Regions from separate parts of the Homo sapiens genome. Here region 2 is linked to region 1. The links are chromatin contacts, found by Hi-C or POLR2A ChIA-PET in ENCODE. All regions are on one chromosome and are shown on one strand. The core of a region is the stretch at or near the end of the contact, and the rest is flanking DNA. Distances in the headings are between cores, read along the strand shown.

The links. Hi-C counts contacts between places; a loop is a spot of excess contacts on that map. ChIA-PET counts read pairs that join two places held with the same protein, here RNA polymerase II (POLR2A). Pooled maps may share reads with other maps.
Region 2: a map with no recorded cell type shows a loop between it and region 1 (6-fold over the local background). The contact joins two enhancer-like sites. A Hi-C loop is called at or near these places in 2 of 168 maps with a recorded cell type or tissue (HepG2 and dorsolateral prefrontal cortex), 2 of 37 single-sample maps with no recorded cell type and 4 of 50 pooled maps. POLR2A ChIA-PET finds 5 or more read pairs at or near these places in 6 of 52 experiments (BJ, MCF 10A, OCI-LY7 and 2 more).

Annotation. Positions count from the first base shown.
Region 1 is chr6:116,348,350-116,354,865 of GRCh38, reverse strand. It overlaps a transcript of DSE not described here. Among named protein-coding and RNA genes, the nearest start is that of DSE, 19 kb to the left of the region's middle. RefSeq lists an enhancer at 2,029-2,138. Within about 2 kb of position 2,190, at least 4 of the 41 ENCODE cell types and tissues checked have a DNase peak (open chromatin) inside an H3K27ac peak, as active enhancers do.
Region 2 is chr6:116,382,396-116,388,810 of GRCh38, reverse strand. The region is part of intron 1 of DSE (dermatan sulfate epimerase); the gene reads right to left. Among named protein-coding and RNA genes, the nearest start is that of DSE, 15 kb to the right of the region's middle. RefSeq lists silencers at 2,130-2,199, 2,091-2,385. Within about 2 kb of position 1,318, at least 13 of the 41 ENCODE cell types and tissues checked have a DNase peak (open chromatin) inside an H3K27ac peak, as active enhancers do.

The DNA.
Region 1 (6,516 bases), core at 941-3,440:
TTATAAAACCTGTCACTATTTTATTATAAAAAGTAATGTAAAACATGTCACTATTTTATTATAAAAAGTAATGTAACCAAAAAATATAATTACAGGAAAAACTGTGGGAAAATAAACAGAAAATTATAATTTTTATATAGATGTTATAAGAATGCAAGTAATTTTCATTTCATTTACATAATTATGAACATGGATTTCATGTTTCTGCCCAGTGGGGTCTGTTTTCAGATTAGACCCATTCTGAAGATAAATCACCTCACCAAAAGCCAGAAAATACCATCCTTTCCTTAGATGGGAAAAGCAAGTTTCTTGAGCCCCTTCCCATTTTGACAGAGTTGTAACTGAAGTGCTTGTAAGGCCAGATTGTATGACAATTCCATGAGCTTCCTGGTTCCCTTACTGTACAAACCCTCCACCCACTCTCCCTTAAAATAACTCATGCCTTTTGAGACAGCATGAGGGGGTGACTCTGTTTCTTATACCAGAAAAAAGAGCCCGACTCAAGAACAATGACTGACCTCCAGAGCAGTTGTAAGGTCCACATGAGGTTATGTTGTCTAAGCTCCTAGTAGCACATAACACACAACAGGCTTTCAATAAATATTACTTACTGTTATCCCATCTCCTTAAAAATTTTAAAGGGATTTTGCTCATTAGAGTTATATAGTCTGGGTCAACATTTACTTAACAAATCTCTAATCCTTGCCTCATATATCAAGGACCTGAACTAATATTATTCTTTTTTTCTTTAAGAGAAAGACTATATTTCAGGAAATACTATATCCAAGTATTGCTGTAGATATAGGTGTACATTTGGAAGCCATCTGAAGTCTAGATTTTTGAAAGTGGTGTCATATCACTCTTTAAAAGTAGATAGGCATTATAATTCAGTATCTGAAGACTGCTTGCCTCTACTCTAAAATATTTTCTAAGAGTCTCAGTATATGACATAGGAGTATGTTTAGATTGATTATAAGATTTTTTTAAATTTAAAATAATTACCAAATTGTTTTACATCAGCCATTAAAGCTCACAAAAACCAAACATCTTTATAGACAATCTCTCATCAAATGAGAACAGTTATAAAATAAGCTAGATATCTGTCTGAATCCCCTTATGTGACAACAGTAAGTGTCCAATGGTTGGAGACAGTCAGATCTATGATCAAGTAACAGCTGTGCAATGTATTTGTTCCATAACCTTAAGCAAATTTACTTAGCCTCCCCAAATCTCAGTTTTCTGGGAATATCAATGCCTCATCTTTTGAGAGTATAAGGATGAGAGATAAAGAATGTAAAGTGTTGGACACAATGCTAGGAAGTGTAAATGCTCAATGGTAGCTAGTATTATTATGATTGAAACAAAGTTTATTTAAAGAACCTTACTGAGAAACCTTTATAAGATTTTTCTGGAAATTAAGAAGGCACTCATGAAGAAAGATATTTATTCCAAGTAACTATCTATCACATAAACAGATTTATTTGGAATACTACAAAGGAAAATATCCCTTAATTTTCCACCCAATATTACCTAACACACACATGCACAATTCCATCATGACTACTCCCCCTTAGCAGTCTTTTCATTTTTCCAGAGCAAAAGTAGGACATAAAGTTCCTTCTCATGAACCAGAAGTTAGAGGTCATCATCAGTTCATTTGGAAAAATATCCATCAGTGTTTATACACACACAGACCCACACACACAAACACACATTTACTCCTATGTATATTTTAACTATAAATTAGTAAAGACCTAGATTTTAATAGTTAGCTAACATAAATGAATGAGGTAGTGGGGAAGCCCAACCACTTATGACCACAAGACTCATATCTCTCTCTTACCCTATTAAGGGACTGTTATAAGTCCCTGATGGACTTGTCTGACAAACACATTCCACAGTCATACAAATCATTCATTCTGGAAGAGAGAAAGAGAGAGAGGAAGGAGGAGGGGGGAAGGAGAAAGAAACGAGGAAAGAAAGGAAGACTTCACGTGTGGGGCATGTACGTGGGGTGGGCTGGAAAGCTAGGTGAGTTTTGGAAAGCCTATTTTTTGCCCACCCAGAGCTTGCCCAGACTTGCCCTAAGGCTGTGTTGCAAAATGGGTAATGATTTCTCTGCCAGGTCTGTTATTGGAATGAGTAAACTCTCAGACCTAACATTTTTTTTTTCTTGGCCATCTTACTCCTTCAACACAAACATCTGAGGCTGTGGTGGTTTTAAAAAGCATCCCAAAGTTCCTGTTTTTTATTTCTCAATTTCTTGATGTTTACTATCCAGTTCAAGAGCTACTGACCTCTGCCTCACCCAGCACTAACCCTGTGGATTTTAAGTCCTTATGCTTGGAGAACCACTGCTCCAAGCACAACTAGCCTCCATTCAGAGTCTAGAAATTAGGATCAATAACCTATGCAAATTCAGCACCATATTGAGAGATTCTTCTGGAGCAGGTATTTTATCATTTGAGGAATCCTTGTGTTTGGAGAACCCTTGTGATCAAGAGAAAAAATGGTTCTGACCAGCCATTTTAGTTGAATTGATTCTTGGATGCAGGAACAGGATAAGTTAAGGTCTGAAAGGACTGGTTGTACCAAGGAGGCCATGAGTAGATAGATAATAGTTGACTAGCTCACACAAATATATGGAGAGTGGTGATTCTAAAAAAGTATAAACACTTAAAATCAAGAAATGTTATAGCTAGACATCTAATTGGTTCCTTTCATTTACATATTTACAGGCAGAATTGAGGTTCAGAGATATTAACTAACTTTTCCAAGGGTTTGAGCAGAGACTGAAATGAGCTTTGTTTACAGGCCAGTGTAACCAAGGAGGTTACACAAATTAATAAAGATTTAATATCGGGATTTAAATTTCCCATAAACTAAAGAGTACCACTGTGGGATAGAAGAACTGCAGTTACTAGAAAGGTGCATGATAAAATGTAAAAGACAACTCTCCAGGTTCTACCAAAGTTGGGATAAATATTCCTTAAGGCCTTTGTCACTATTCATAGTTCACCAGGGAGCTTTCTGATTATAAACTGAAATTCCTAAATTCTCTGAGTTTAGAATTGGAATACTCTGATGACAGAAAAGACTATTTTAATCAGCAAAGACTGCTTATTTGAACTAAGTTGATAAAGTTGAGTTTCTAAAATCACTTACTGAGGACTTTGAATTCATGAAAAACTATCCAAGATGGTCAATATCCCTTATTCTTTTTTTTCCTCTTTGCAGAACATTACTAAACATTTCCTATTATGTAGCTATTTTATAATGAGGTAAAAATAATAGTTATTAATAAATAACAAACATCACTATAATAGAGTGGAATAGAATGTAGTTGTGATATATTCAGCCAATAAAAATATATTATAATCAACTATAAAGATGGTTCCTAGGGATTTAAATGTTCATGTTACAACTTATTAGCATACTTCTTAAATAAAAAAATAAAAGTTTTAAGATGTGAAGAAGTATCAAGTTCATTTTTTACCTTCTACTATACTCAAAACAGACCCTTTGTTTTCTCTCACAGGTACCAGCAAGGGTTACTCTGTTGCTGCCCTGAGATCTTGGTATGAGACAGCCAAACCGAGTCAGATGACTGTTCTGTTAAAATAAGGGTTTCAAGACTGTAGATTCATGAGATGGGGATTCAGTGAAGGAAAACATTCCCATCTCTGTTACAGGAAAGTTATAATGGCGTTGAACTATTTGGAAGAAAAGAGAAAAGAAGACAAAGAAGCAATCTTGCTTAATCACAACAAATGTTCTATTAAACACTATGTAAAAACAAACTATAATAGCAATAATATTAGTCAATTTGGGAGCTTTTTAACAAATGAACATTCTTTTTTAAGACTGTAAGTTCTATGTAAAATAATATAATGCAGAACAGAGACTAGAATATTTCATAAAACAGAAGGACTTTCAGGACTTTTTTTTTTTTTCCAAAAGGAAGATATGCCAGGAAAATCTTTATACAATTAAATAGTCTATGTTCGTCATGTCTAAAGGCATGGAAAAGACCCAAAAGCTATTTTTTTTTATTACTTGGAGTCAGAGTATTTGGTACCGTACACGTTTAGTGAATATACTTGCATGGAACATAACTCATCTTTGAGAATATCATCATAGTGGTATGGACTTGCCTGACATTTAGAGAGTCATATACTTTTCTGTCCAAGGAATAGTCTTAAATATCAAAATTACCAAATGAGTACAAAACAATGTCTGCCTGACTGGGTTTTTTGTTCCCTCAAAGAATAGACAATTGTGTCAGTTGGACTTTTTTATGATTAATGGGGTAATGATGGTCCTGTTTAATACCTTTTCCTGAGATAATCTGGGTAGAAGCTCATGACCCTGCAAATTCTAAATTTAATTTTCAGTTTGGGTTACCCAGAATTCACTAGAGTAAGCTTTTGTGATACGAAAAGAAGAGATACAAGTTCTTTTCTCTGAAGAGTTCTCATATAATCATGCTTTTAAAAAAAGAATTTATTGCCACAGAAGTTAGAAGTAGAAGATTTCCACTCTATAGGGAAATAAGTCAGTCCTAGAATAATGTAGGCCCATACCCATTGATCTTCATACTCTTCCTCAACCATACCATCTTGGGCAGTTTTTATTAAGGCATACGAAATGGCCTGATCACTTTTCAGTTTTCTTACTATCCTGTTCTCTTATGAGATAAATCATTTTGACATAGAAAAAAGCAAGATATAAAATTTAAAAATGAAACTGGATTTGAGCTAATTAGCCTCTTAAAATTATAAGTTCAGATTCCTAAACACTATAAAAGGGAGTAGTACATTTAGGTATTTTTTTAAAAAGACTATGCATGTAAACATGAAATAATTAATATGTAAGTGATTCTTTTAAAGGTAGTAAGTGGTGAGCTTTTGGTTATGGCCAAGTGAGGAGACAAATTCTCTCTGTAAAAAGTAACTATAAAGCTGGATAAAATTGACAAAAACAATCATTTTAGCACTCTGAAAATCAACCAAAGGCATACAACCTGAGAAGTGTTTAGGCTTGAAAAACTGCTGAATATAAGAATAATGAGAACCTGTGGCATTCTAGCCTGAAGCTACTCACATATCTGCCCTCCCTTCCTCCTCACTTCAGTAAGGACAGAGGTTTTATAGAAGGAGGCCAGGCCATGAGGACAGGCAGCTTCTCTGTCACGATCCATGAGAGCTCACTCAATCTGGAGTGATGAGAAATGACCACTCCCAGCAGCATATTTGGTAAAAGTGCTGATCTCTGAGGTGGGTAAACAGGGAAAGCCAACTGCTCTACTAGTCTGAGGCTGTAGTCACAGTTGGAGAATACTTCTCTGGCTGTGTATATTTCCTGGAGAAGGCCCGAGCTAGTCACTCAATCCCGGCTACCCCTGAATTTGTTTGCATAAAAGAGATAAGAAAAGGTCCAGTGGTCAGTAAAAGCTGGAGCTTGAGTCAGCTTGAAAGCACCTGAACTCTGAGTGAGCTCCCCTACCACACAGAGATCCTTTGGCAAAAGACAGAAACTTCATTGGCTCAAGTGTTTCAGCACAACCTCTATCCAATCACTAAGCCATACTGGCATGGGAAAACCTTTAGGAATCCAGGTTTAGAGGTGTGTATGTATGTATATGGGTGTGTGTGTGTAGATATATGTATATATGTATACATATCCATTTTATATTAGTGTATATAAATATTGATATATATGTATATGTATGTGTATATATATATTTTGGTTATACTTTATGTTCTAGGGTACATGAGAACAACGTGCAGGTTTGTTACATATGTATACATGTGCCATGTTGGTTTGCTGCACCTGTTAACTCATCATTTACATTAGGTATATCTCCTAATGCTATCCCTCCCCCCTCCACCCACCCCACCCTGGTGTGTGATGTTCCCCACCCTGTGTCCAAGTGTTCTCATTGTTCAATTCCCACCTATGAGTGAGAACATGTGGTGTTTGGTTTTCTGTCCTTGAGATAGTTTGCTCAGAATGATGGTTTCCAGCTTCATCCATGTCCCTACAAAGGACATGAACTCATCCTTTTTTATGGCTGCATAGTATTCCATGGTGTATATGTGCCACATGTTCTTAATCCAGTCTATCATTGATGGACATTTGGGTTGGTTCCAAGTCTTTGCTATCGTGAATAATGCCGCAATAAACATACGTGTGCATGTGTCTTTATAGCAGCATGATTTATAATCCTTTGGGTATATACCCAGTAATGGGATGGCTGGGTCAAATGGTATTTCTAGTTCTAGATCCTTGAGGAATCGCCACACTGTCTTCCACAATGGTTGAACTACTTTACAGTCCCACTAACAGTGTAAAAGTATTCCTATTTCTCCACATCCTCTCCAGCACCTGTTGTTTCCTGACTTTTGGGGTTTTTTTTTTGTTTTTTTTTGTTTTTTTTGAGACGGAGTCTCACTCTGTCGCCCAGGCTAGAGTGCAGTGGCACGATCTCGGCTCACTTCAAGCTCCGTCTCCCAG
Region 2 (6,415 bases), core at 69-2,568, 35 kb before region 1:
AAAGTCTATATACAGATAAAGCTAACTGATTCACCATACTAATAAAAACATGCTTACACAGTCACAAAAAATCCTAAATGCAGAAATATAAGTCCTGATGAAATGCAACAGATGAAAAAAATTACTTATAAACTTAAATATAATTTTTTAAAATTTTGATGTTTAATCAAAATACATTTTCCACTTTCCACAAATGCCAATGTATATTATCTTTCAACTGGCAATGTAACTCCTTGAATCTGTAAATTAAATATCTTTAATTCTGTATCACCAATTCTCCCCCTTTGATGTTTACATATGTGACTTCTTTTCTTACCAGTTGTGATAGTTTTGTGTCAACTTGACAGAATCACAGGGTACACAAGTATTTGGTCAAACATCATTTCTGGATGTGTCTATGAGGGTGTTTCCAGAAGAGACTAAACTGAGTAAAGCAGACTGTCCTCCCAATGTGGGTGGGCCCAAACAGAACAAAAAGAGAGGGAAGATTTTCTCTCGGCCTAACTGCTTGGGCTGGAACATTGGTCTTCTCCTGTCCTTTGCCTGGGATTTACACCAACAGTGGTCCTAGTTCTCAGGCCTTTATATTCAGGCTGGACCTATTCCACCTGTTTTCCTGGGTCTCCAGAGTGCAAATGGCAGATTGTGGGACCTCTCAGCCTCCAAATTACAAAAGCCCATTCCCATAATGGCCAATTCCCATAATCTAGCCAATTCTAGATATAGATAGATAAACAGATGTAGGTGTAGACATGGATCTACTGGTTCTGTTTCTCTGGAGAACCCTAATATACTAATTAAAGCTGCTCAGGCCAAGCCCTTTTTCAAATTCCCATTAGAAAAACCCAGTATCCCTTTCCTAGTACTCACTCTCCAGAATCTCCCCACCTAGGATAATACACCACACTCTTCCTCTTCCCTGACACTTTGGGAAATTAGTTTCTGGGATACCGTATTCTCCTGCTTCTCTTAATACCTCTGTGGAAAATCCTTCTTATGCTTTTTTCCCAGAAAATTTTTACTGCTTTTACTGTGCAAAGAACGTGTATTTCATTATCATATTTAATCCCCAAAATTATTTTATGGGTAATTTTGTTGGAAATAGATGAGGAAAGTGAGATTTAGAATGGTGAAATAACCTACCCAGCATTATTCAGTGAGTGGTCAGGTTTATTTTTGACTTCAGGTGTGTCTGAGTCACAGTCAAGATTTTAGCCATTATGCCTCACTTCCTTTCTCCCTGCAAGCTGCCTGCAGTGTCTCAATCCTGGGACTTCCCACAAGAATATGGCTGCATGGCTGCACGTGGTCATTTGCTCACTCCCACCTCCTTCCTCATAACCTGCCGTCTAAGGTGCTCATTTATACACCTAAAACTAAATTCTTCCAATCAGAACTTTCTTAACTTCTTCACTACATTTTCTCAAACCAATTATTTGGAAATCATCTTCATTTCTTCCCTATCCTTTTTCTTTCATTCCAATTTTCTCACCAAAGTCATGCTTTTTTTTCCTAAGTACTGTTTCATTACTCTGCAGTTTTTCAACAGATTCCTGAGACTATTCCAGAATTCAACATCAACCTCCAGGGTAACTTTCCTCCTTTTGACCTTTTTCCTGAACCCAATAAATATCACATATACTTGTGGGTTAGTTTCTCTGTTCCTCTAGCCCTTTGTCTGCAAACTCCTATGGGTGAGTCATGACACTGATTACAGATTTTCAGGGGAAGCGCCCCACAAAAAAAGTACTACTAACCTCACTTATGCAATCTAATCTGGTTCACTCATTTATGAATTTAGCTAAACCGTTCTTGACATTATGTGTATTTTTGGTATGTCCTTATATCATATCTTCTAGGATAAGATACTATAAGTTTACTCTCTAATAGTAATAATGCCTCTAAGAAGCACTAATACAATGTTCAAGGATCTACTATGTTAAATGGGAAAGGGTTATATTAGCAGACCTGAATTGCTCAAACCATACACATTCCCAAGAGAAGTCTTCAGGACTGGCCCTTTACCAGCTCATGAGAGACGAGCCCTTGGAATATTCTGCCTGATAAAGAGGTTTTTATACACTCGAGGCCTTGGGTTACATGGCAGTAACACTTTAGTTAACTAGATGACTCATGATAAACTCCTATCTTTGCTCTGGAGAGGCTGGAGTCTGAGTAGCTGAAGTCAGTCACATCTAACTACAATAAAAGCCCAGGACACCAAGGCTCAGGTGAGCTTCCCTGGCTAGCAACGCTTTGCATGTATTGGCACACATTGTTGTTTTGAGTACAACTTCAGTAGGAGTGGACACCTAGAAGCTTATGCCTGTTTTCTCCTGGGCTTTGCCCCATGTGCCTTTGCCCTTTGCTAAGTTTAATCTGTATCCTTTGGCTGTGTTAAATAAAGCATAACCAGATGATAACAAATGTTGTAAGTCCTTCTAGTGAATTGCCAAGGCTGATGGTGGTCTTGGGGACTGCTTCCCCATCCATATGCCCTTTATCTTCTTTTTAGTTAAATCATCTAAGTTCCTGTTAGAATTATGAGTAGCTTGCCATAATACTTTGTCCCATTATAAAAGAAAATGTGATACTTTCACCACATCTTTCTCTTTAGTCAACTTTTGCTATTTTTCTCTGACTTACACCCAGAAAAATGACTAAGAATGTTGCTGTTGAAGCAAAGGACAAAGCAGAATACACTGGACTGACACATTTTTTAAAAGGCTTTGGGAATATTCCAAAAATGAAACATACAGATGGTAAGCAAAGGGCTAAAAGGAAGTTCATTGGAAAGTAATTTATGGGCATTAAACCTGTAACTGCAGTACATCTGATTGAAATAAAAATTGTATATATTGGATGAGTATATATGGAGTGGTGCTTTTATTACTACACATGAAGTTCTTTTACATTCTTTACTTATATACAAGCATTCCTCATTTTTCCAGACTTCAAGTACTCATCAGTGATAAAATTTACTTTTTTTTTTTTTTTGCTGTCTTTAACATTTCCAAACATTTTTATATGTACTTATTTTGATTCTCACTTTTATCACACAGATGAAAACCTTTGAGTTCTTTGGCATTAAAATCCCAGCATACTTTTCAAATGTCCTCCTGTGAATCATAATCAACTCAGAATACCACAGACTTGGTTTGTAAAACAATGATACATAGATGTAGTTAACCCAAAGACGTAGGCACTGCCTTCTTAGACTTCCCCAACTCAGTTACTGGCAACTAATCCTGCCAGTAATTGGACTCAACCCCACCCCCTCCTTTTCTCCCTTCCCTATTTCACTCTCCATATCCAAACTATCAGCATATTCTGTTGGCTCTACTCCAAATCCGTCCAGAATCCAGCCACTTTTACCACCACCATACAGCCATACCATGTCTTGCCTGCGACAGCCTCCAAATTTGTCTACCTGCCTTCACTCTTACCTCCCTAAGATCATTCTCCACATAGAAGCCAGAGTGATCCTGTTCAATCCTAATTCAGAGTATGTCACCACTCTATTTAAAACACTCTAATGGCTTCCCACCTCATTCAGATAAGCATCAAACTCCTAAGCATTGCTCTCAAGGGGCTAAGCAGCCTGGCCATACTGCCTCTCTGCCTTCATGTCCGACTGTCCAGTCTCTCTCTGCTCCAGCCATGTTGGCCTCTATTATTCCTGTATACATGAGGTGAGCTCCCTCCTCAGCGCCTGCACATTTGTTCCCTCTGCCCCAAATGCCTACCCTAGGATATCCATGTGGCTTGCTCCCTCATCCCCTTTAAATTTTTGCTCAAATGTCACTCTCTCAGTGAGGTCTGCAATGACTACCTTATTTAAATGACATCATTACCAAGTCCAACCATTACCATTCTCTAATTCCCTCCTGGGTTTTATTTCTCTTCATGGCACTTATGACCTTCTAATCTACTATATAATTTACTTATTTATTTTGTGTGCTTGGCTCTCCCATCTAGAATGTAAGCTTCAGGAGGGCACTTTGCTTTCTGCTATATCTCCAGCACATAAAAGTGTACCTAGCACTTAGTAAACACTTAAAAAATATATATTAGTTGGATAAATTTAACTGCGTCAAGAGGTAAACTTTTAAATCCTCAGAGATAACTAAACATATAGTTATACAGCTACATAAATATAATTACATTAAAAGAAACAATAAAAATTTGTGTAGGAAGACAAATCATATGGAGATAAAATGTACTACAATGTTTGAACTCTAAAGGTTACTCTGAGTGATTATCACAGAGTTTACTGAGAGCCGTGATCACGGCCAGTGCCTTCCCAGCCTCCCCCAAGGCACAAAGCTCCCACTAAGTCCACCTCAGGCTGCTAGGTCTAGGTGACTTGCTTTACCCCCAACTTTCGCCATCCCATTATTAGCATGCCTAACTAACATGCCTCTAATCGCAGACCACTGCCTGAATGTCTCTCATTATTTCCTGACATTCCAAGGATAGATTTCATGAGTCCTCTATGGGTCTTTTTCTAAATGCCATCTCAAAATTTTCGGCCCATCTTGCATGGGATTAGGCACCTCACACTCTCCCTAGTCTATCCATGTCCAGACCAGCCAAGCCTTCCTTTCTGCTGAATGACTGTTTCTGTGCTGACTTTTATTTAGGTTGCTCTGTTTTGAAATTTAAAGTGATTCCCTCATGTCCCCATGTCTAATCACATGCCCAAGGATTGTAATTATTATTTAATGGTTTGGTATAAGGACTTGATTAGTGTTACTATTTGTAAATTTAAACAATCTTTCTGTACTATTAACTTTTATCTAGAGAATTCAAAAGAATACTCTGTAATTATTATTTCTTCTACATCTACACAATTGCTAGTATTTCCTGCTAAAAAAAACTTAATATGGTGTATATTTAAGTCTATGAAATGTTACCAGTCAGGAAATAATTTTTGAGGAAAAGTAAAGCTCTAGTAGACTGCTGGAGACTACATATATTATGTAGAACAAGAGAATAATTTCTGAATTGCTGGCCATGGATACACAGGACAAATAACATGCTGCTGCAGAAATATTCCAACTCAGTTCCACATCTGTAAATTGGGGATAGAAATATCTATCTCCCAGGACTGTAAGGAAGATGAATGATAATATGAGAAAGGTGCCCAGAGCAATGACTGGCATATGAAAGGTGCTTAATAGGTATGATTATTTAAAAAAATTAAAAACTCCGAGGGCCTGAAATATGGCCAGATATTTAATGCCCATGTCTGTGTGCATGCACAAGTTCATGAATGTTTAATGCGGAGTCTATATCCTTATCTAGGTGAGTAAGTTGTCCTTATTTCATTCTGTCTTAGCAAACTGCTCTCATAGTGTTAGCCCCATTCTTGGCATCTCCTAATCTAGGCATATACTTCTCTCTCGCTTGTATACTTCTCCACCCAAACTTTCATACCCACCCTACCCATTTTTACCCCATGTCTATTCACAGCCTGAGTCCCCCTAGCTACTTCTCTTTTGATCAAACCTAATGGAATTCCTGTTTGTCTATGCTGGAAAAAAAACTCCCTTTTGTAGTAAACTTATTTTTCAAACTCTCTTCTTATGTCTAGCCCTAAATGAATGCAGAAACTAGATGATCACCTGTCAGGTGATTCAGAATTTAAATAAGGTGGGGTTGGGGAACACCTAAGATCCTTCCAAATTACAGATTTTATGAAACAACTGAGTCTTTCAATAACAACTTGTCTCCAGTTGTGCTCTCCCATGCAGGCCAAATCTCACATCCTACCAATTCACAAGCAACATGGAGGCAGCCTCTTCAATTCCTGAGACAGCCTAGTTCTCTAAATGACTCTAGGTGTGACTCTCCTGGCACTTTTATCATTTGAAATCACCATTTGTCCATATACTCTTTTAAACCTTCACTGGTAATTTCTATCACTCTGGGGATATTTCTAACTTTCTCAGTGACTTAAGGAAACTTGATCCTATTTGTTCACTTACCTCAATTCCCACCATAAGCCTGGGGGTAGGGCGGGGAAAAATTTCTCTCTTGCCACACAGCTGCATACCTACTCACTTATCATCTCCAACTGACTCCTCAGTAAAATCCTTACCATTGACACTTCAAGAGTTTTTGCCCCTTTCCACAAGCATTCATTTCTTCCTTTGTCACCTATACATTTGGACAGTGACATATCACCCAAATTTAGAGAAGACAGAAACTATGTGGTATAAGCATAATGTCTCATTTATCTTAATATCCTTATCTCTAATCCTAGACAGAAATAAGTCACAGGGAATGTCATGCTGGAAAGAAGGAAGAAAACAAAATATCTTTTCAGGAAACAGGGGGCACAGCAAAATCCCAAAGCCCTTTATGGCAATGTCCATTAATGTGGCTACGTAGGGGAATGGTGTAGGCCCAG